Regions from separate parts of the Homo sapiens genome. Here regions 2 and 3 are each linked to region 1. A link is a loop called in an ENCODE intact Hi-C map of the cell type or tissue named here. Cell type or tissue: HCT116. All regions are shown on one strand. Region 1 has its middle 170 kb from the start of TBC1D2B. Region 2 overlaps SH2D7 (SH2 domain containing 7). Region 3 has its middle 72 kb from the start of ADAMTS7.

What was found. Hi-C counts contacts between places; a loop is a spot of excess contacts. Peaks named below come from ENCODE experiments on the same cell type or tissue, not always from the same donor. Only the 100,000 strongest peaks of a DNase experiment are listed, where the experiment ranks them.
Region 2: a loop joins it to region 1, with 12 times the contacts of the local background. A loop is called at or near these places in 12 of 110 quality-filtered maps.
Region 3: it touches region 1 in a loop (9-fold over the local background); 2 of 110 quality-filtered maps call a loop at or near these places.

What each region holds. Positions count from the first base shown.
Region 1 is chr15:77,907,348-77,915,347 of GRCh38, forward strand. It overlaps the pseudogene DNM1P9 and the pseudogene GOLGA6FP. Among named protein-coding and RNA genes, the nearest start is that of TBC1D2B, 170 kb to the right of the region's middle. In HCT116, CTCF peaks have their summits at 1,032, 3,302 (motif pointing right) and 3,508 (motif pointing right); DNase peaks (open chromatin) are centred at 1,034 and 3,454; H3K4me3 peaks cover 472 bases; H3K27ac peaks cover 992 bases.
Region 2 is chr15:78,104,000-78,111,999 of GRCh38, forward strand. SH2D7 (SH2 domain containing 7) reads left to right here. Exons shown (of 6, transcript NM_001101404.2): 6 at 1-363. It overlaps CIB2 (calcium and integrin binding family member 2), which reads right to left. Exons shown (of 6, transcript NM_006383.4): 3 at 7,166-7,277; 4 at 5,236-5,383; 5 at 1,740-1,935; 6 at 607-1,333. The coding sequence ends at 1,312. Among named protein-coding and RNA genes, the nearest start is that of SH2D7, 15 kb to the left of the region's middle. RefSeq lists an enhancer at 29-98. In HCT116, a CTCF peak has its summit at 4,515 (motif pointing left); a DNase peak (open chromatin) is centred at 4,472.
Region 3 is chr15:78,734,999-78,742,998 of GRCh38, forward strand. It overlaps the pseudogene LOC646934 and the pseudogene DNM1P37. Among named protein-coding and RNA genes, the nearest start is that of ADAMTS7, 72 kb to the right of the region's middle. RefSeq lists enhancers at 63-564, 4,461-5,440, 5,441-6,420. In HCT116, CTCF peaks have their summits at 3,314 (motif pointing left), 5,655 and 5,857; DNase peaks (open chromatin) are centred at 3,293 and 5,623.

The DNA.
Region 1 (8,000 bases):
CATAGGGATGCTGTGTTAACTGCAGATGTGGCCGTAGGAGCACTTTGCTAACTGCCAATGTGAGTTCAGACTCTTCAGAGTATTTGACACCCAGGTTTATGGTGAGGTGTGACATATGGGATGTAAGGTTTAATGCCTGCTCCGACTCCAGTCTTGCTAACACATGCGAAACATTTGGCAAATCATGACCCTCCCTTGGGGAAAAGAGCAGTCTGGGAGAGCTTCTCCAAGGCAGCCTGGCTTCAACGCAGTCCGGGGCATGACTGAGATAGAATTATGTGGCGAGGAATTGGAGGGTATCTGGGTACAGAGCTGCAGTGTGGGCAGAGGTGTAGTGTGGGCCGCATCCAGGACAGCCACTGGCCAAAGCAGGGAACAGAGACGGAATGAGGAAGAGCTCTGTGGGGAGGGTGGGGCATAGGGTGGAGAACCTTCAAAGTCCGAAGAGTATGACTTGTTGGGGCTCAATGCTGTAGGTAGTAGGGAGCCATGGAAGGCTCTTAGGTGGAGAAATGACAGCTGGACATTAGCGAGCAAGCCCTGTCTCCATGAGCAACACCGGTGGTCCTCTGAGCACGCCAGGCACGAGTGTGCAGGGAGCTGCTGCAAATGCCTCGGTGTGCGGGTGAGCTTCCGCGTTGTGACTCTGCCCATGTGTGTGCTTCAGTGTGCTGAGTGGCTGCACGCCCCAGATCTGTGCTGCACGTGCCAGCCAGTGAGGGTGCTGGGCACCGGGAGGTGGCGGGGAAGGAGGCGTATGTGTGTTGTGGACATGTGTGTTAGCGTGTGCATGCCGGCTGTGGGGCCTCACAGCATGTGTGTGCACACCCCGGCATGCGCATGTGTGTGTGTTCCACAACCCCAGGCCTGCCCCACCCATGCGTGTGACCTGCCATGTTGATCTGATGCTTTCAGAATCACTATCAGTGGCCCCTGAGGAGCATCAGCCATGGTAGGTACATGCCTCACCGCCTGCTGCATGAACGGTGTTCCCGCCCCGCTGCACCAGCTCCACACGGGGGCGCACCTGGGACCTCAGATCCAGGCTCCCTGCCCCTCCTTTCTGGAGCTGCAGATTTGCTCTTTCCTCTTTCTGTCCTGGTGCTGCTGGCTCTTTCACCTCCCTTCCCTGCAAGCCATGGGACTCAGCGCCACTGCCCAGGGCCTCCATGGCTGAGCCTGGGGGCTCTTGGAACAGGCTCCATGCCCAAGCTGGCAGACATGAGTGCTCTCTGGAGCTGTCAGAGAGGACAGAGAGCTTGTGGTTTATGGTGTAGGGGCTGGGAGCTTGGAGGGCGTTGTGTGTGGGGCTGGACTCTGAGGCGGCCAGAGGTCTAGGAATGCTGTGCCTGTCGTGCAGTCTGAGTCATGCTGCCAGGTCAGGGTATCCAGCTCCCAGCCTGGGAGTGCTGAGAGCCAAATCCACTGCAGAGCAGGGGTGATAGTCAGGGTCCCACCTCCTCTATCTGTTGGCAATCCAGTGGTGATCTAGGATAAAACCCTGAGAGTCCCATACACACGGTCATCCCACAACACACCTCACAGGCCAGACAGGGACACACAGCCCCCTTCCCTCCCTCTGAGGTACCATCATAGCTGCTAGCATGTGACCGAAGGCAGGGTCCCTGGCCCCCACTGAAGCACTATCGCCGACCAGCAGGCTCACGCACCTTGGCCTGTTGCTCCTAGGGGTCGCCTGTGCTATTCAGCCAAGGGGACCACAGTGCCTGCTGGCCCAGCTGAGCTCCGCCTAGTGAGCCCACCCGCCTCCCCTGCCACGGACTCTCCCTCTTCTGCTTTTCCCAGCAGGAAGGACCCAGCCTCAGCTATGAAACCTGCAGCCCCCCCACCCCGCAACCAACTGAGGCTCCCCTCTTAAAGTCTATGGCCAGTGGCATCCGGCTACCTGCCCTCCCTGCCTTCCCCAGGGTCCCTTCAGAGGACCCTGGACATTCTCACCGCCCAGAGGGGCCTCTGGCACTCACTCCAGCCATCCAGCCCTTATAGCTTCACCATTTTGGTTTAAGCAGTGTTCCTTCTCTATCAGGCCTGGTGGCTGTTGGGTGGGGCTCCCCAGGCAAGAGGTGGCCCTGGGCCAGTGGGTTGGAAGAGAGGGTGAGCAGAGAAGAGAGAAGCCCAAGGCGGCTGAGCATTAGTCTGAACTCTGGGTGCACTGCCTGGGTGCCATGGGAGAGGCCAGCATGTGTGGGCTGGGGAGGGCTGCCACAGCCCCCAGGCACTACCTGTGAAGCTCCGGCTCCTCCCTCCATCTTCCTCCCCTTTCCCTTCCAGCCCCTGTTTTCCAGGAACCATTGCTACACCCGCACCTGCACCCTCCCCACCCTGGCCCTCCCACAGCTGCTGCAGCGTGCCCGCCCGTACTCTGTGCTTGCCTCACCCGCTCTCTGCTTGCTTTTCTCTCTCCTATTTTCTCTCTGCTTCTCTCCAACTGCCAGCTGATTGGGTCAGGCAAGTCCATCCCGTCCCGAGAGCCCCAGCCCCACTTCGACCTCTAAACAGATCCTCCTCTTCTCAGAGACCTCCCTTTCCAAGCCTGCCTGGGCGGGTGTCCTGTGACTTGACAGTGGCTCCCCCAGCCCCAAAGCCAGCCCCCTTCATCTGTGACTTAGTCTGTCATAGTGGTGAGCTGACACATCCAGGTGTGACCGTTGCTGAAAACTTGGGCCCTTTCTGTGGTATGCCCCTGCCCTGTTCTATAAATATCTATAAATACTCATACATATATATACACCTACACATGGCTGACCGCCTTGCCTCTAGCACTGGGAATCAGTCACCATACTGTCCTTGTGGAATCTTGTGGCCCAGCAAGAGGAAGCTCTCCCCTGACATTGCCCCTCCAAAGTGTGCCACCTCCAGTGAGCCTCCCTGTCATGCCTGGCCTGTGGACAGCCAGCCCCCGCCATCCCTCCCACCCCCCACCAAGCATGGGGGTGCTGTGCAGGCAGCTTTGTGGCCTGACAGTCTCTACCAGTCCTGGTGTCCCTTGGCTGAGAATCAAACCCATTTCTGGATGATGGGGAATGTGTCCTCTGCTGGCTGTGTTCTCTGTGGAGCTCAGGGGAGGGAAAAGGCCAAGCCATTTCTAGGGTGCTGTTGGGAGTGGTGAAAAGGCCACACCTTTTCCAAGGGACACTTCCTGGAAAGCCCCTGGAGCTTAGCTGGCTCTTATCCTGTGAAGCTGGCTCTGGCCACTAGGGGGCAGGGCCATGAACTCAGCCTGGAGGAGCCTGCGGGGCAGCTGACACTCTAGAGGGACAGACAGAACAGGCCACCCGGTGCAGACAGGAGAGGGAGGCAAGGGGACGGAACGGAAGATGCCGGGGGTGGATGGAAGTCAGTGCCCTTTGGTGCCGGTATCTGTCTTCCCGGCCACCGCTAGATCAGGCTTCTGAGCCTGTTGGCTGTCAGGGTCGGACTGTGCCCCATAGGCGCCATGGCAGTCCCCATGCAATCCACCAGGTGTCACCAGGCAGCATACAAGTAACAGGCCTGGAAGGTCCCCAACAGCCCAGCTGGACATGCTCACTCTGGGGCTCTTCATTCAGTGGCACAAACTCCAGGACCCAGTGAGGGAAATGGGAACCCACCACGCTGAGCAGTATGGCTAAATCCATTTATTCCAAAATGGAAAGCAAAATAAACAGGAGTCGCATCACCAAGGCAGCCAGGACCCCATCCCCTCCTCCTTCCTCTGTCCTATGCTATCAATAAATAAGTTTCCCAGCCACAAATAATGATTAGAACCTCCTCCTCATATGCCAGCTCCAACCTCCGCTAGGTACTATACAGGGGGTGGCCCTACCACCCGGAATATACAAAATGTTACACAGATACTATATGTACACTGCGGAAGGGGGGCCACCACAGCAGCCCATGCCCTCGCCTGCTCTACGGTTAGCTCCACTGTCCCACCTCAGCTGCCTCTCTGAATAAGATGGGAGCCCCCTGAGGGAAAAGTTGCTTTGGTGAGAGTAGGGAGGCCATCAGGCCTCCTCCAAACAAACCAGCTCTACCAGCCTCTGGCTCTTAAATAATAATCATCATCATCCAGAAACTTAAGGACTCAGCCCTGGTCAAGGTGGCAAAGGGTCTGTTTTTCTCCCCCCATTAGACAGGGGTCTTGTCTTGCTACCCTAATGGTAAAGGGGTGACTGGGAAGGGTTGGTAAGAACATGGTAGGGATGGAGACTCCAGCCCCACTTCTCTGGGCTTATGCTGACAGAGACCTGCTTTTATTTTTATCCCTTGAGTTTTTTAAAAAAATCCAGTAACTTTATTCATAACTTTTTCAAAAACTTTTCATAAAACATTTTTCTACTTTTTTTCCACAACTTTTGCCGCAACTTTTCCACAGCATTTTTTATCCCATAACTTTTTCATCCCACAACTTTTTTTAATACCTGTAACTTTTTTGTTTGTGTTCTTTTAATAAACACACTTGCATAGTTACATTACAATTTTGTAAAAATAAAAACCGATTATCTCATGCCAAGCGTGCCCAGCATTTGCGCAGTCTCAATACCTTTAATACTATAGTTTTCAAGACACACAAAATTTTAAGGCAAAAACAGCACTTTGCAACAATTTAATAATTTATTACATTACAGTAGCATCACAGTAGCAGTGAATAATGCCACTTTAGGCAACAGTGTTTCCGTATTTCCATTATACATTCTGTTTACAGGAATTCATCAGTTGGTAAAAGTCATTCTAAGAAAACTTGGCAAATAAAGCCTTGCATTGGAATTGGCATTTCTCTACTTTTCCTTCCCCCAGTTTCTTTCTTTTAAACTACAGTATTCATATTTTAAAATGTTTTAACTTATTTTAAAACTTAAGATAGCAGTTACGTTTTTGAATAGTTATATTCTTTTAAAATGACTGTTTAAGATAAAGTTTTAGAGAAACTATACTATGGATAGCACTGATTTACATTTTCACATTTTCTAAATATCAGCTTTGGTTTTAGAACTGACTTTTTTTCATTTCTGGAAAGCCTATCAGGTTTAATCAAATACTTTAAAAATGATTATATATTGCAATCTTTAAATAGGTTTTTAATTCTTCCTACAGAAATTCAAATTTATTCAGTTGAACCCACACTTTAAAATTCTATGTTTCTGATTAAACTCTACCCTTCTAATGTTGCCTTCTAAGCAAATTGAAAGCTGCCTTATACTGAATGAGGAAGAGAACAAATACTTGGCTGAATGAGGTATTGCAAAGGACCGCATGCACTTTGAAGAAAGACTTAAGTTATTGTCATATGATTTGCATTCTATTTAATTTTTCTTAAGTATATGACAAAATACCTACACAAAGAGTGGTATTTCAGTTAATATAGTACATTCATTTTCCAGACTGACATTCAGCTTAAATATGCCAGTGTGTGATTTAATCCACAGGTACCTGATGAACACATTATTGTCAGATTGGTTACAGGTGCTAAAGGCTATCTGAAGGTCATTCCTAGTCGTTTATCTTTATCAGGGTAAAAGTGAAGATATAAAAATACCTTCAAAATAATTTATCAATGTATTAGGTAAGCCCACCTTCAGAATTATAAAGAAAAACTGTTAGACCAAATAAGGTGGCTAATTAACAGTGATATGATTTCTAGCCTGAGGGTCTAAATTGGACTTAAACTGTCTTTAAACTGAACTCAAAGAATGCAAAAGCAGCAAGTTCAGAAAATAAAAGGCAAGAACAGGTCTTTAAGTCCATTTTAAACCCTCAGGCTAGAAATCGTCCTACTGTTAATTAGCCACATTCGTTGGTCTAACAGTTTTTCTTTATAATTCTGAAACTGAGTTCATCTAATGCATTGATAAATTCATTCAATTTGGAAGAGTCAGTTGAAGTCACAAGGACTTAATATTTGCACTATTTCAGTGAATGCAGGCACATCTGTTATTCCATCTGTAAAATCGTATTATTGCTCTCCTATTAATGTCATATGTATAAAAGTATCGTGAGGATGTCAAGTGGTAAAAATGGAGATGGTCTAGTAACTAGAAATGCCCACCCCAGGGAGCGCACACGCATCTCTCCCTGCATCCTAATAATGTGACGTATTTTGGAACACAGACATTAGAACTTCATGAAATTTTAGCTGTTGATTCTTTCCCAAGCATCTTAAAGTTATGACTTAGGCAATGTATGACTGAAATAACTCATTCATCATGTATAGGCACATTAACATAAATATGGCACAAAATATGCCTCTAACTGAAACCGAGAGGTATAAAAACATCTTTCACTCTTTGTGAAGAACTTTGTGAGGAAGCATAACTCTGTGATTGTATAGACACTTTTCCTCATAATACTTGGACACTCACAAACAGTAGATTGCACGGCAGCTTGTAAACATTTTAAGTTGCATAAACTTCACCTTGATTTTCATATGTAGTATAATACTGTCTACTAAAACTCCTTTTTGTTTCAACTAAGTACTCTCTCATATATTGGTTTATAATAATGGTTGTTATTATTTTTAAAGTGTTTTCCATTCAAAGAAAAGAAGTAAATTCCTATGTCAGAGTAACTAATGTGGTTGAAGAATAGGTATTAGCCAGAGAGGTCTAGATGATAAAATCAATCTTCTAGCCTCAAAGAAGCTCCATGAACATAGAGGAAGGCCAGGTGTCACACAGCTTTCCTTCACTCGAATTCATTCTTGACTAGCGCCCGTATGCCTCTTCCAGGGACATTTAAACTCTTAAAGGATTTCTTATGATCTTCACTAAATACCTTAAGAAGAATGCCAACCGGTGCCCTTTTGTGTACTGGGACATATACTCATGTGATTAAAACAGGTAACATGAACTCTGACTTTAAAATGTATTGTAGATATAAATGCTCTACGCTAGAAAAGGTTTTCCACATCCACAGTCAATGATGGGAGCCTTTCATTCCTCAGAAATAATCCCTTTTTAGGTCATCGAGAAAGGGTACAACTGCTGCAGCTCATGATGCAATATCTTCATAAGCCCAGAGCACACACAAATCCTAAGGGAACTACCATAGTACAGTGCTCATTCTTGGCACCAGAACAAATGAAACACACTGTATCCTGCACACACCTGCCAGAGCAGGCCACTTTCCTCTTCTGTGAGATTTAAAAAGCTCCCCAAAATGTTATGACTCCCATCCCCAATACACAGAAAATAGGGGAAAGGCTGTTTCCAGTTCTCGGCCTTTAAACAACTCTAAATGTCAGTACTCACAGTGGCATATTACAAAGTAATAAACAGTGCGCACTTGAGGGCAAACCACATATTGAGCTAATGAAGAGCTCACTGTGGTTAGGATTCAATCAAACGTAATAGCAGAACATAAGCACATTTTATCTGAATTCTGTAATGAATATATGTGCTGCAATAACATTTAAAAAGCATGGCAGCCTGTTCCAAACCAGCAAGAATAGTTTTGTGCAAATAGTGGGTCTTTGTGTGTATGAATTCCCACCACCTAAGGGCAAACTCGATATGCGTGCTAATGACCTACAATTATCAAGTAAAAAATAAAAATGCTAAAGGATGCCAGAAAGAACATCAGGGAAAGACCAACTCTCCCTTAACTTTTTACAAATAAATTTAAACGGTAAATTAGAAACACAAATAAATGTGAGTGGCTCTAGCATTCAAATGGAGTAAATGAATTGTGTAGGAGATGAACCCTGTAACTTTTTGTTGTTGTTGTTGTTTTAAATTTCTTGACCAGCTCTTAGAAGATGATGATGTTTATCTCCCTGTTCTCGGCTGCCTGGTAAAAGAATGGCACGCAGGGTTTGCTGGGCAAGCCTGGGTGCTCCTAGGTGTCCTGCATTACAGGAGACAGCTGCACGATCTGCTGTGCAGTGGGGTTGTCATGGGGAGAACCCTCCCTGGCCGCTCCTGGTGCAGGCTCCACATTGTTGTCCAGGCTCACTTCATAAAAATCTTTGGAGAGAGGGAGGCGGGGGTCTGAGCACAGTG
Region 2 (8,000 bases), 200 kb after region 1:
GAGGGCCAGAAGCCACATCCTCTGCTTCAGGCCTCTTCGCTCCAGCTGTACCCTCAGGTCAGGCTGGCTCTTCCTGGAACTCTGTCCCTCAGGAAACTTCCTGTTTTGTGTGTCACTTCCCTTCCTATCCACATGTCCCCTTCTCTATAAGGGTGGACAGCTGGCTTGCTACCCCACTCCCAACAACCCCCAGGCCTGGGATGCAGAAAACAGGACTGATCATCTCCAGAGAGAACACCATACGTGCCCCTCCTCCCTGCCCTGACCCTGGGCAGAGCGGGCTCAGGTTGCATTTGTGGGAAATCTACTCTTAGTGACCACTTGGCTATGCAGCTTTTCCTGAAATATAGGCCTGTAAGAGTCCCTCCCTCCTTGGGGGTTTAAGGATTGAGACTGAAGCAACTGTCCCTGTGCCTGAGTGGTTAGCACTCCCAAATGTTAACCAGAGATACTGTCAGGGAATTCACGGAAGGTTCGGGGCATGAATGTGTTTTCCTCCCGATGGCACACGCACTGAAATCAAAGTTAGTGCCTAAAGCAGGAGGCACTGCCTAATGCCGAGAGGTGAGACACCAATGGTGGGATTTCAAGGATCAGAAGCAAAGGTACCCTCAAACATTTCCTAACATTAGCATACATGGAGAGCAAAGGGATGCAAAAGTGTTTTACTACCAGGAGTTCACAAATCTGTGGACAGCACACCAGTGAGGATTCCACGGTGTTGGGGAGGCAGGCAGGGTGGTACTCATGACCCAGAGGCAGAGACAGGAGCAAGAGCCCTTGGGCCCACTGCACCCACAGCTTCACATTGTGAAGGAGGCCGGGAGAAGGGGAACAGGCAGGGGTGGGAAGCAGCCCAACCTTGGGTTTTGGAAAAAGATTGCATAGCTCGTTAAAACCCTGACCTCTTTTTTTTTTTTCCGCTCTGTCCTGGGTGACCAGGGTGTCTGCCAGCACTTGGACACGTCAGACCCCACCACCTCCTGTTGGGTTATCTGCTTTTCCCTCTTTGGGGGGGTGGGGAGCATTTCTGGAGTAGGAAAGGACTGGGGCATGGGGCGGGGTGCGGAGGGCCTGGAGAGAGGCCATGGGTCCCGGGGCTGGACCACAGCGGGGCTGTGGGAAGGGTCCTAACCTTCACAGGCCCCCTTCCTGGTTAAGGTTTTTTTTTTGCTGAAAGGGCCACAGGATATATTTGTGGTGTAAACCCCAGAGGCTGCCACTGCTTTCCTGGGGAGCTTGGAGGCCACACCCATGTGACTGCAGGGCAGGATGGTGGACTTCTAGGCCCCTACAGCCTCGGCAGTGTCCTCAGATCCGGATGTGGAAAGTGCTAGAAAGAGAGAAAGGGCAAGAGAGGGTGAGAGGCCCTGGGTCGGGCAGGTAAAGGCTCCTCAGGGAAAAGCACAGCAGGCCCCAGCCCCATGCTGGACAGTGCCTCATTAGGGAACCCTGCATAGTGGATGCAGGTAATCAACACTGGGGGAAGACGGAGGAACAGCGGTGCCCAGGGAGTTCTGCCCCCACTTATCACTGAAGGGGCCCCCAGGTCTTCAACCTTCCCCCTGCAGGGGACAAAGGCCAGTCACACGTCTAGGGCAAGGGTGGCTTGAACGTGACCTCCTGCTTCCTGGCCGCACACCACTGCTCACAAATAGCGAGTGATAGGGGCCTCAGCCCCAACATCCCGGCCTGCCCTGCTCTGCCCTGCCCAAGCCCGGCCCCTGTAGTGGCAGCACCTGAGGAAGTCAGGGGCCTTGGCAATCATGTCCTCGAAGTCAGCAAAGCCCAGCTTGCCGTCACCGTCCAAGTCAGCCTCCTCAATGACCTTGTCGCACACAAGCACCACCTCCTCCTCATCCAGCTCTGACTTAGTGAGCCGGGCCAGCGTCAGCTCCAGGTCCTCCTTGCAGATGAAGTTGTCAGTGTTGAAGTCTGTAGGGCAGGGGTTGGACATGTTCAAGTCCAGGCTGCGTGCACCCAGGGACCCCTACACTATAGCTCTTCCTCCTAGCTGGCCCCACTACCTCCACCAGCTTCTGATGTCCCCAGAGCATCTCCATGCACACTCTTGGGATACTGGATCCCTGCCCCCAAGAGGGCTTACCCACCAGGCATCGCTTAAACACCCACATCCACCACCAACAACAACCCCACAATGACTAAACCACATCCTGAAGCAGGTCAAAAGTCCAAATCTGAGGTTTCCTGAGAACTTCAGGCTTAGGCCAGATAGCCCTTCCTGGCCTTAGCCCACAGTGGACCCAGTGTTCCCTTTAGACTTCTAGAGCTAAGGAAACTAAGGCCCAAAAAGGCCATGCGATTGAATCAAGGTGGGAGAGCCACTCGGAGATGGAGCAGGGATTCTGACTAGGGCCTATGGGACTCTAAGACCCATGTTTTCTAAACTGCACCCCGTTGCCTCAGTGGTGTGTGACCAGAAGACACGGTGGGTCAGGAGACTCAAAATCAAAAGACCCTTAGAGAGGGGCCTGTGCCTGGCCTTTGTGCACACAGAGCAGGGAACATGGTTTGATTCTACCCAGCAAAAGGCACTACCACTGCCCCAAAGCACAGCAAAATGGTTCAGAGGACCGAGCCATGCCTGGCCACATCAAAGTGAACTCTCTCTTCTTACATTTTGAGCCCAACTACCAGATCTGCGCATGTGCTGTTTCTTCTGCCTGGGGTCCCTTCCCAGCAAACTCCTGGTCATCCTTCAAATTTTGGCTCACACATCACCTCCCAGTGGCGGGGCTTTCTAGCGATAAGGGTCCTCTTCCCCGCAAATGAGCTTCTGTTGCCCATTGGCAAACTCTGACATTAATGGTAGTGACAAAGACCCATCATGTGAGCATTATATGCTCTTTCTCATTTAATTTTCAAAACAAAACTATGAGGCAGGCACAATTGAATCTCCACTATACACATGAAGAAACAGAGAGGTGGCCAGGCGCGGTGGTTCACGCCTGTAATCCCAGCACTTTGCGAGTCCGAGGTGGGTGGATCACGAGGCCAGGAGATTGAGACCATCCTGGCTAACACGGTGAAACCCCGTCTCTACTAAAAATACAAAAAAAAAAAAATTAGCCGGGCGTGGTGGTGGACGCCTGTAGTCCCAGCTACTCAGGAGGCTGAAGCAGGAGAATGGCGTGAACCCAGGAGGCGGAGCTTGCAGTGAGCTGAGATCGCACCACTGCACTCCAGCCTCGTTGACAGAGCGAGACTCTATCTCAAAAATAAAAAAAGAAACAGGGAGGTGAAAAGGAGAGGTACCTGCCTGAGGTCACATCCCGGTCATTGTTGGACCCTAGAGCCCAAGCTCTTGGGGTGACTCTGCCCTGTCTATCTCTGCAGAGGCCTGGGCACAACTCTAGGGTATGCGTCAGGGAGTATTCATCTCTGCCCATGGCATGGGACATAGCAAATCTCTGGAAAGATTTGCTGGCTGGCTGGCTGAATTCCTGTGGCCATTTAACCTGAGTAAACTGAGGCTCAGAAGTGAGATGATCATTGTTGCAAATGAGGCCCCAGGCCTCCCCAGCGCCAGACTAGGAGGGCCCTGGCTGCCTCTCCCCACTCCACCCCCAGCCTAGAGCAGCAAGGAAGCCACAGTTCTTCCATGTATTCCTGTGCCCACCCGGTCCATGCGATCTGCACGCCCCTGTCTTGGGCAGACAGCAGCCCGTCCCAGGAGCAATGCTATGGGGTCCAAGACCGGGCGGATGTTGGGTGGAATCTGAGAAGCTTTTTACATGAGCCATGTGGGCATAGTTTGTGGAGGGCAGACTGGCAGGTATTTTCTTTCTAATATGCAAGCAAAACGTGGGTGCACAGACAGAAACCAAAGTCCTCTGAAATAAACATGATAACTAGAAAGTGAAACGTCAGTCTGGGCGTGGTGGCTCACACCTGTAATCACAGCACTTTGGGAGGCCAAGGCAGGCAGATCACCTGAGGTCGGGAGTTCGAGACCAGCCTGACCAACATGGTGAAACCCCATCTCTACTAAAATTACAAAAATTAGCCAGGTGTAGTGGCGGGCACCTGTAATCTCAGCTACTCAGGAGGCTGAGGCAGGAGAATCGTTTGAACTTGGGAGGCTGAGGCAAGAGAATCGCTTGAACCCGGGAGGCAGAGGTTGCAGTGAGCCGAGATCACACGATTGCACTCCAGCCTGGGCGACAGTGGGACTCTGTCTCAAAAAAAAAAAAAAAAAAGAAAAGAAAAGAAAAAAGAAAGCAAAATGTCAGCCCCTGATAGGCCCTGCTGCCTTTGGGATCCAGTGTCTGATCAAACGTGCTGAGGACAGGAGCTTTGACCTTGACTCTTCAGGTCCAAGTTGGGTCCCAGCCCCTTCCTAGGCCTTAGGCATCTCAACTGAGGTCTATCTGAGGATTTGACACCAGTCCCCATGGGTCTGTCAGGCCAGCAGAGGGGGTGAGCTCGTGGGTATGAAGTTTTCTCCCTGTGGCTGTGGGAGAAGCATGAGTCCTTGGCTCATGAGTGCCCGCCGCCCTCTGGTGGCTGGTGAGACAGCCAGCCTGAGGGCAGAGCTGGGCGGGGTGAATCCAGGTGGCCCTACCTCAGGCAGTATTCGGGGGGGCTCCAGAGGCCCCCCTGCAGGCCTGGCCTTACCACCATGGCCTAGGCAGCCTCTCTGGCTCCTCCATTTTACACCTCAAAGCTGCTGAGTGATCCTTCTAGAAAACAGAGCTGCCCTTCCTCACTGGAAACCTTGCAGTGGCCCTGGTGTCTGGATCACTAGGTCCAAACTCTGTGGCTGGCTCCCACAGCCTGGCCCCAGATTCTCTCCAGACTCATACCGCCCCCTGTCCCACCACCTTCCAAGTTCCTCCCATCTCCTTATCAAGCTCTGCGCTTCCCTGTGTCTGCATGGGCTGCGCCCTCTGTCAGGTCTGCCAGCCCCCTCTTCTCCAGTCCAAGCCTCTGCTAGTCCCTGCTTAAAGGTCATGCCTGGGACCCCTCTCACACTAACCACCCGACCTGGGATGGGTGAGTCCCTCCCTCCTTCGTTCTCAGGACCCTCACAGATGTCTCTCAGGGACTGATCGTCTCCCTTGGCCACCCCACTGGACAGGCACTCTTCAGAGGACAGATCAGCTTCACTGTTCTTGGTGTCCCTAGGGCAGGAGCCAGTAGTAACCAGACAGCCTAAGGGCCCCACATGTTCCCCCACCGCATATTCAGGCCCCCTCCTCTAGCCCTGGTTACCATAGATCTTGAAGGCATAGTTTGCCTTGAGCTCTCGGGGAGCCGACTCGCAGAGCACGGAAAACATGTCCACAAAGTCGTTGAAAGTGAGGTTCCCCTCACCATCCTCGGAAAACGCCGCCACGATCCTTTCTTTGAAGGGATTCTCCTGAAGAAAACACACACAGCAATCACTGTGGGTGCAGGATAAGCAGGAGGGCCCCGGAGCCAGACTGTGGACAGCCTGTGTGACCCTGGAGGAGTGACCAAATCCCTCTGAGCCTCGGTTTCCCCATCTGTAAAAAGGGAATAATAATAACACCTTCTTAATTGGGTTGTGATGGGATTAAATGAGCTAAAGTATGTAAGGTGTTGGTACCAGGCCCGGCACATGTAAGAGCTCAGGAAGCATTCTACTGGGTCATGTCACATCATTAAGATGGGCACAGCCAGGGACAGTGGTGCACGCCTGTAGTCCCGCTATTTGGGAGACTGAGGTGGAGGAATCACTTGAGCCCAGGAGTTTGAGGCTTCAGTGAGCCATGATCGTCCCACTGCACTCCAGCCTGGGCGACAGAGCAAGACCATGTCTCCAAAAAAAAAAAAAAAAAAAAATGCTGAGCACAGCCAGTGTGTTATCACTGGAGGCACTGCCTCATCTGAAGCAGAAGCAGAAGCACAGATTCGTCCTGTTACCCAGAAGAGCACACAGAGGCTCTGCCTGGATGTGTAGGGCTCTGTCCCCAGCAGAAGAAGATGACAGCCCAGGGCACTGGTGGCCCTCAGCTCAGGCCGTGTCAGGCCAGGATCGTGGGAGGTGGATGTGGGGTCAGATAACTGGACCAGTCAAGCAGCAAGAGCCATACAGCCAGTTCAGGCCCAGGTCTGCTGTCACTCTGCTCCTGTGAATTCTCCCCTAGACCACCTTGGATGCTGCCTCTCCCAGGGAGCTGTACACGGATGCCTTCCTAGATCCCCAAATCACTCATCCTGCAGCCCTTCCATCCCAACTGAGCTAGCGCTTGGCTAGCGCCATTCCGTGCCCAGCCCAGGCCAGTGCGGGAGGCTCAGAGACAGACCACTTGGGTCCTACCCATGAGTGTCTCACCTGCTCCAGCAACCCTCTGAGCTTGCTCTTGAGCCCCTTGCTGGGCCAGACGGGGTGCTGGTCCAGGGCTGAGCCTGGGGCCCATTGTCTCTCAGGACTGAGGTCACAACCAGAGTGCAGGCCCCAAGTGGATGCCATATAGCACTCTGACTCCACCTTCAAGCCACACATCCCAGGCCTGGCAAGGGGCTACTGACGAAGTCCCACTGCAATGGGGAGTTGTGCCCCAAATGCCTTCTTAATGCTGAATGCACTTTACATATTATGGATAAGGAACTCATGAAACGAAACATTCAGATATATATGGTCTGAGGATCAGCAGCATCAGTCTCACCTGGGAACTTGCTCGAAAAGCAGAATCCTGACTCTACTCCACATGTACTGAGCCTGAATTGGCATTTGGACAAGATCCCTGGGGAGTTTAAAATTAAATTTTAACAGGTACGTTAAAGTCTGAGAAATGATGCTATGGATGACCACCATGCTGACCTCAGTGAGAAGCCACAGCCAGACAACGGGGAGACAGAAAAGTTATCTAACAAAGCAGACACAGGTCTGCCAACTACAGCAGGCTTGGGGCCACTTAACAAAGGGACAAGCAAATGAGCACAAGCCCATGGCCTGCAGTTGGGTGGCCACTGATGTACAGCACCCTTACAGAGCCCACATAGCTTATTTATTCAGAGTACAGATGAGGAAACTGAGGCACAGAGAGGTTCTGTGATCTGCTCAGAGCCACGCAGACACAAAGGGTGGAGCTGGGTTCAGCCTAGACCTGGGGGCCTCTGCTGCTGGTCCAGAGGCACAGATCCCCTGCTCGCCAGCAAGAGGTCCTGCACATACCCGGAGCTCTGGCATCTGGATGATGAGGCTCATGGGCACGTGGACGATGGGGCTCTTCCTGTAGTCCATTGGGACGAGGTTGGGGGCCAGCTCATAGAATCGCGAATGCAGCCTTGGAGGAAAGCAGAGAAAAAGCGCTGGAGGGGGTGCCATCCCTAAGCCCCAGCAGCCCGGTGCTGTCCTGCCTAGGCCTCTGCCTCTGCAGAACATCCTCAGCCAGGACCAGGTAAGGGGCCAATGGGAGGCTCTCTGCTCTGCCCACAGGGTGTGAAGTTGGGAGGGAGGTGAGTTCTGCCCAGACCTCTGTGCTGATAACCAGGTTGTGTCCAGGCCTCCCTATTTCCACCACACCCACCCCATCAGCACCACCACCATCACTCCTTGGGCCTGGGTCCAAATCTTTTAATTTTTTCTCCTTTGGGCTCTCATAAGGGTTTTCTATGCTCAGGATACTGTGCTAAGCACTTAACACATCACCTAATTTAATCCTCCTCCACATCACTGTGCAGACAGATGCATCCTGACCCCAGCTTACTGCTCAGCAAACAGGGCTGAAGAGGTTAAGAGTGATTTGTCTAAGGCCACATAACTAGGGAGCATCAAGGGCCATGGGTTGAGCCCAAGATGGGAAATCCAAGCAGAAACTCTTAGCCACTCTTCCCCCTTACACTCCTGAGGGTCCATCAAAGCCTGGGCCCACTTCGTGGCCCCACCACCCCAACTTAAGCCCTGAGGGTTGGGTCTCTCTGGGAGAGCTCTCAGCAGTCCTCACACCCTCAGGAAGCCCCTATGAATGGGTCACCCATAAACTCTCTAACTGGGGGCCATCGGGACC
Region 3 (8,000 bases), 830 kb after region 1:
GGGACCAGGAGAAGAGGCTGTGGGAGAAGGAGAGGCTACGAAAGCAGGAGGAGAGGCTCACACTCTCCCAGAACCACAAGCTCGACAAGCAGCTGGCCGAGCCACAGTGCAGCTTCGAGGATCTGGTGGGTTGCCCCACCTGGGGAGCCTGCCCTCATCCCTATCCCTCCAGGCCTTTGTTTCCCCACCTGTAAAACGGGGCAGTGCAGCCCTCACATGAAATGGTACTTCTAAAGGCACCTGTGAGCCAGAGCTCATCAGGCCCTCCTCTGATGGCTGTGGGGGAGAGGGGATGATTTTTCTAACCTGCCTCCACCTTTCCAGTGACATGGGAGGCAGACACCAAGTTCAGGGGTCTCCCGCTGCAGTGGATGGCCACTGATTGTTTCTGTCCAGAACAACGAGAACAAGAGCACACTGCAGTTGGAGAAGCAAGTAAAGGAGCTGAAGGAGAAGCCAGGCGAGGTGAAGGAGATGGTAACCTCCACCCCATCCAAGAAGGGCTGGGAGGCGGGCACCAGCCTCTGGGGAAGGGAGGTGCCAGGCCAAAGGCAGCTCCAGCTGGGGGGCAGGTGACCCCAGCACCCTCCAGGGCAGCCCTATGAATGTTTCTTGCTTCCTGCCCTCTGACTTTTAGAGGTGGGTAGCCCTGGGTTCCTCCCAGGTCTGGACATCATCCCCCCAGCTAGAGGCATGGATTCCCCCAATCGGGGGAAGAGACAGTGGTACAAGAGGCTCCTTATGCGGGGCACATTGGCTTGCACCTGTAATCCCAGCACGTTGGGAGGCTGAGGCAGGAGAAGCACTTGAGGTCAAGAGTTTGAGACCAGCCTGGCCAACATGGCAAAACCTCATCTCTACGAAAATTAAAACAACAATAAAAAATTAGCCAGGCATGGTGGCGCATGCCTGTAATCCCAGCTACTCAGGAGGCTGAGGCATGAGAATCGCTTGAGCCCGGGAGGTGGAGGTTGCAGTGAGCTGAGATTGCACCACTGCACTCCAGCCTGGGCCACAGAGTGACACTGTCTCAAAACAAAACAAAACAAAACAAAAAAGCCTCCTTAGATTCAAACTGGATTCCGACCTCGGTTCCACTGGTCACCATTCAACTACTGTTCATCTCTTAGTCTCTGTTTCTGTAACTTCAAAAGGAAGTTAGCATTTTCCTTGCAGAGGTGCTGAGGATTGAATGAGAGAATACCTGGAAAGCATTAGGCATGTAGCACACTTAGCAGATGGTGGTTGGCTCCCTCTGCTTTTCCACCAGTCTGTGGCCTACAGTTTAAATGGTGGGAAGAAGGACATGAGATCTGAGGCTGGGGAAGGAGGTATGGGGTTCTAGGCAAGGGAGGAAGCCTCTTAGGCCTGGAGCAAGGGAGCAGGGTCCTGGGCAGGTGACAGAGCCCCACAGTGCCCTAGCTACCCTATTAATGGGCCCAGAACCTGGAAGCCAGCCACCATGTGCCCTCATGCCCAGGGTCTTCCTGCAGGTGGAGATGAAGAGCCAAGAGTCTCAGAGTCTGCAGCAGCAGTGAGACTAGTACCTGGGTCACCTGCAGCAGTACGTGGCCACCTATCAGCAGCTGACCTCTGAGAAGGAGGCGCTGCACAGGCAGTTACTGCTGCAGACCCAGCTCGTGGACCAGCTGCAGCAGCAGGAAGCTTGGGGCAAAGCGGTGGCTGAGATTATAACATTTTAAAATATGAATACAGTAGTTTAAAACAAAGAAACTGGAGGAAGGAAAAGTAGAGAAAGAGATGCCAATTCAAGTCCAAACCTTTATTTGCCAAGTTTTCTTAGAATGACTTTTACCAATTGATGAATTCCTGTAAACAGAATGTATAATGGAAATACGGAAACTGCCTAAAGTGGGATTATTCACTGCTACTGTGATGCTACTGTAATGTAATAAATTATTAAATTGTTGCAAAGTGCTGTTTTTGCCTTAAAATTTTATGTGTCTTGAAAACTATAGTATTAAGAGTATTGAGACTGTGAAAATGCTGGGGACAGTTGGCATGAGATAATCAGTTTTTATTTTTATGAAATTGTAATGTAACTATGCAAGTGTGTTTATTAAAGGAACAAACTAAAAAGAAGTTACGGGAATTTTAAAAAGTTGTGGGATGAAAAAGTTATGGGATAAAAAATGCTGTGGAAAAGTTGTGGCAAAAGAAGTTGTGAAAAAAAGTAGAAAAATGTTTTATGAAAAGTATTTTAAAAAGTTATGAAAAGGAAGTTACGGGATTTTTTTTTAAGTCATGGGATAAAAATAAAAGCAGGTCTCTGTCGGCACAAGCCTGGAGAAGTGGGACTGGAGACTTCGCCCCCGCCATGGACCAACCACCCCTTCCCAGTCACCCCTTTACCATTAGGGTGGCAAGACAAGATCCCTGCCTAATGGGGGGAGATAAACAGACCCTTTGGCACCTGACCAGGGCTGAGTCCTTAAATTTCTGGATGATGATGATTGTTATTTAAGAGCCAGAGGCTGGCGGAGTTGGTTTGTTTGGAGGAGGCCTGATGGCCTCCCCTACTCTCACCAAAGCAACTTTTCCCTCAGGGGGCTCCCATCTTATTCAGAGAGGCAGCTGAGGCGGGACAGTGGGGCTAACTGTAGAGCAGGTGAGGGCTCGGGCTGCTGGGGTGGCCCCCCTTCCCCAGTGTACACATAGTATCTGTGTAACATTTTGTATATTCCGGGGGGTAGGGCCACCCCTTGTATCATACCTACCAGAGGCTGGAGCTGGCATATGAGGAGGAGGTTCTAATCATTATTTACGGCTGGGAAACTTATTTATTGATAGCATAGGACAGAGGAAGGAGGAGGGGATGGGGTCCTGGCTGCCTTGGTGATGTGACTCCTGTTTATTTTGCTTTCCATTTTGGAATAAATGGATTTAGCCATACTGCTCAGCCTGGTGGGTTCCCATTTCCCTCACTGGGTCCTGGAGTTTGCGCCACTGAATGAAGAGCCCCAGAGTGAGCATGTCCAGCTGGGCTGTTGGGGACCTTCCAGGCCTGTTACCTGTATGCTGCCTGGTGACACCTGGTAGATTGCATGGGGATTGCTATGGCGCCTATGGGGCACAGTCCGGCCCTGACAGCCAACAGGCTCAGAAGCCTGATCTAGCGGTGGCCGGGAAGGCAGATACGAGCACCCAAGGCCACTGACTTCCATTCACCCCAGTCGTCTTCGGTTCCGTCCCCTTGCCTCCCTCTCCTGTCTGCACAGGGTGGCCTGTTCTGTCTGGCCCTCTAGAGTGTCAGCTGCCCCGCAGGCTCCTCCAGGCTGAGTTCATGGTCCTGCCCCCTAGTGGCCAGAGCCAGCTTCACAGGATAAGAGCCAGCTAAGCTCCAGGGGCTTTCCAGGAAGTGTCCCTTGGAAAGGGTGTGGCCTTTTCACCGCTCCCAACAGCACCCTAGAAATGGCTTGGCTTTTTCCCTCCCCTCAGCTCCACAGAGAACACAGCCAGCAGAGGACACATTCCCCATCATCCAGAAATGGGTTTGATTCTCAGCCAAGGGACACCAGGGCTGGTAGAGACTGTCAGGCCACACAGCTGCCTGCACAGCACCCCCATGCTTGGTGGGGGGTGGGAGGGATGGCGGGGGGTGGGACGGTGGGGGGGTGGGACGGATGGCGGGGGCTGGCTGTCCACAGGCTGGGCATGACAGGCAGGCTCACTGGAGGTGGCACACTTTGGAGGGGCAGTGTCAGGGGAGACCTTCCTTTTGTTGGGCCACAAGACTCCACAAGGACAGCACGGTGACTGATTCCCAGTGCTAGAGGCGAGGTGGTCGGCCATATGTAGGTGTGTGTGTGTGTATATATATATATATATATGTATATTTATATATATATTTATATATATGTATATTTATATATATATTTATATTTATATATATATGAGTATTTATAGCTATTTATAGAACAAGGCAGGGGCATACCACAGAGGGGCCACAAGTTTTCAGCAATGGTCACACCTGGATGTGTCAGCTCACCACTACAACAGACTAAGTCACAGATGAAGGGGGCTGGCTTTGGGGCTGGGGAGCCACTGTCAAGTCACAGGACACCCGCCCAGGCAGGCTTGGAAAGGGAGGTCTCTGAGAAGAGGAGGATCTGTTTAGAGGTTGGAGTGGGGCTGGAGCTCTCAGGATGGGATGGACTTGCCTAACCCAATCAGTTGGCAGTTGGAGAAAAGCAGAGAGAAAATAGGAGAGAGAATAGCAAGCAGAGAGCTGGTGATGCAAGCGCAGAGCACGGGCATGTCGCAGCAGCTGTGGGAGGGCCGGGGAGGGGAGCGCGCAGGTGCGGGTGTAGCAAAGGTTCCTGGAAAAGAGGGGCTGGAAGGGAAAGGGGAGGAAGATGGAGGGAGAAGCCAGAGCTTCACAGGTAGTGCCTGGGGGCTGCGGCAGCCCTCCCCAGCTCACACACACTGGCCTCTCCCATGGCACCCAGGCAGTGCACCCACACTTCAGACCAATGCTCAGCCGCTTTGGGCTTCTCTCTTCTCTGGTCACCCTGCCTTCCAACCCACTGGCCCAGGGCCACCTCTTGCTTGGGGAGCCCCACCCAACAGCCACCTGGCCTGATAAGGAACACTGCTTGAACCAAAATGGTGAAGCTATAAGGGATGGATGGCTGGAGTGAGTACCAGAGGCCCCTCTGGTGGTGAGAAAGTCCAGGGTCCTCTGAAGGGACCCTGGGGAAGGCAGGGAGGGCAGGTAGCCGGATGCCACTGGCCATAGACTTATAAGTCTAAGAGGGGAGCCTCAGCTGGTTGCGGGGTGAGGGGGGCTGCAAGTTTCATAGCTGAGGCTGGGTCCTTCCTGCTGGGAAAAGCAGAAGAGGGAGAGTCCATGGCAGGAGAGGCAGGTGGGCTCGCTAGGCGGAGCTCAGCTGGGCCAGCAGGCACTGTGGTCCCCTTGGCTGAATAGCACAGGCGACCCCTAGGAGCAACAGGCCAAGGTGCGTGAGCCTGCTGGTCGGCGATAGTGCTTCAGTGGGGGCCAGGGACCCTGCCTTCAGTCACACGCTAGCAGCTGCGGTGGTACCTGGCAGGGAGGGAAGGGGGCTGTGTGTCCCTGCCTGGCCTGTGAAGTGTGTTGTGGGATGACCGTGTGTATGGGACTCTTAAGGTTTTATCCTAGATCACCAGGGATTGCCAACAGATAGAGGAGGTGGGACCCTGACTATCACCCCTCCTCTGCAGTGGGTTTGACTCTTGACACTCCCAGGCTGGGATCTGGATACCCTGACCTGGCAGCATGACTCAGACTGCACGACAGGTACAGCGTGCCCAGGATGACGTTCCTAGACCTCTAGCTGCCTCAGAGTCCAGCCGCACACACAACCCCGTCCAAGCTCCCAGCCCCTACACCATAAATCATGAGCTCTCTGCCCTCTCTGATGACTACAGAGAGCACCCATGTCTGCCAGCTTGGGCATGGAGACTGTTCCAACAGCCCCCAGGCTCAGCCATGGAGGCCTTGGGCAGTGGCGCTGAGTCCCATGGCTTGCAGGGAAGGGAGGTGAGAGAGCCAGCAGCACGAGGACAGAAAGAGGAAAGAGCAAATCTGCAGCTCCAGAAGGGAGGGGCAGGGAGCCTGGATCTGAGGTCCCAGGTGCGCCCCCGTGTGGAGCCGGTGCAGCGGGGCAGGAACACCGTTCATGGAGCAGGCGGTGAGGCATGTACCTACCATGGCTGATGCTCCTCAGGGACCACTGATAGTGATTCTGAAAGCATCAGATCAACATGACAGGTCACACGCATGGGTGGGGCAGGCCTGGGGTTGGGGGACACACACACACGCACATGCCGGGGTGTGCACACACATGCTATGAGGCCCCACAGCATGCACAGCCGGCATGCACACGCTAACACACATGTCCACAACACGCATACGCCTCCTTCCCCGCCACATCCTGGTACCCAGCACCCTCACTGGCTGGCACGTGCAGCACAGATCTGGGGTGTGCAGCCACTTGGCACACTGAAGCACACATGTGAGCAGAGTCACAACACAGAAGCTCACCCAAACACAGAGGTATTTGCACCAGCTCCCTGCACACTCATGCCTGGCATGCTCAGAGGACCACCGGTGCTGCTCATGGAGACAGGGCTTGCTCGCTAATGTTCAGCTGTCATTTATTTACCTCAGGTCAGAGAGTCTGACCCACCTGAGAGCCTTCCATGGCTCCCTATGGCCTGCAGCATTGAGCCCCAAAAGTCAAACTCTTCGGACTTTGAAGGTCTTCCACCCTATGCCCCACCCTCCCCACAGATGATTCTGAGGATGGCGGGAGAGGTCAGCTGTGACTCTTTTGCTCAACTGTTGGACAAGAGTAGGCTTGAAGTTGATAATCTCTATTCCTCTCCCGGGTAGTGCTTCTCAAACTTCAAAGAGCATAGGAATCACCTGGAAATCTTGTTAAATGCAAATTTGCTTCAGCTGGGCTGGGTGAGATTGCCAGTCCGTATGTCTAACAAACTCCCAGGTGAGCCAATGCTGCTGGCCCACTGACCACCCCCTGGGTAACAAAGCTCTATGGTTTTAATTTGCATTTCCCCAGTGGTTAGTGTTGAGGATCTATTCATGTGCTTTAAGTTAACTCATTTTTAAAACCTAAATAAATGTACTTAAAAAGGAAACTTTTGCTATAGGAGGCCAAGGCAGGTGAATTGCTTGAGCCCAGGCATTCAAGACCAGCCTGAACAACATGGTGAAACTCCGTCTCTACAAAAAATAAAAAAAATCCAGCATGGTGGCATGTTCCTATGGTTTCAGCTACTCAGGAAGTGAGGCAGGAAGATTGCTTGAGCCTGGGAGGTCGAGGCTGCAGTGGCTGTGATTGCACCATTATACTCCAGCCTAGCTGACAGAGCAAAACCCTGCCTTAAATAAATGAATAAAAAGAAACTTGTGGTTAGTGGTTCTCAAAGTGTGGTCCCTGAGCCAGCAGCATCAGCATCCCCATCAGCTGAGAACTTGTTAGAAATGCAGATTCTCAGGCGCCACCCCAGACCTCCTGAATCAGAACCTCTGAGGCGTGGGTTCAGTGACCTGTGGTTTAACACGCCCTCCCGGTGAGAATCGGTCTCATTCACTACAGATAGAAGGAAATGGTTAAAATCAATTCATCCGCATATCGCCTAAAATCCTCCTGTGGGCCCCAGGTTGGCACAGCACACTTTTGGGCAGGAGCCCCACTCACAGAGGCCGTGACAAGAATGCTCCTGCCCCTGGGGTTGTGCAGTGACAGCTCACACAGCTCCACGTGGCGGTTCTGAGTTTGGGAAGCGCTGATGTAGTCCTACTGCAGCCCTTCCTGCCCTTCACCGGACTGAGGAAATCCAGGCTCTGAGGAGGGCGAGACTTGCCCTAGGTCACCCAGCAACATGGTCAGTCTCCTTTCCCAGGGCCCTCACAATGCGTGGCCTGTTTAAAGCCTGCCTCTATTCACTGCTGAGTGAAAAATCCAGCTTCAAAACAGAATATGGGGAAGGATACTATCTTGTGCAACTTAAGTTTATAGCTGCAGATACATGAGAAAAAAAGTCTGAAAATACTGTTGAAGTAGTTACTTGGGGAGAGAAGGGGTTTGCTGGTTTTTGTGTTTTTAACTTTTATATTTCACAATTTTTATCACAATGTTTAGTTACATAATCAAAATTTATTAAATGTTAAAAATTGACATGAAGCCTGATCCAGCCACAGCCTATCATTGGCAGAGCCAGGAAGCCTTCCAGATACAGCAGCCCTGCACCTGCCCCCGGTCACACCCTGGGCCTGGGCACATGCTAGGTCCTCTGTCTGGACACCCTCACCCCCTGGTGGCCTCCATGTCAGTACCCACCAGCACCTCCTGTGGGCGAGGGCCGCCCCTGCATCCAGCCCTGGGTACCCCCTAGCCCAGAGGGCACCTCATGGTGTGAGAGTCCGCCTGCCTGTCTCTAAAGAGAGGAAAGCTCCTTGGGACATGTGTTCT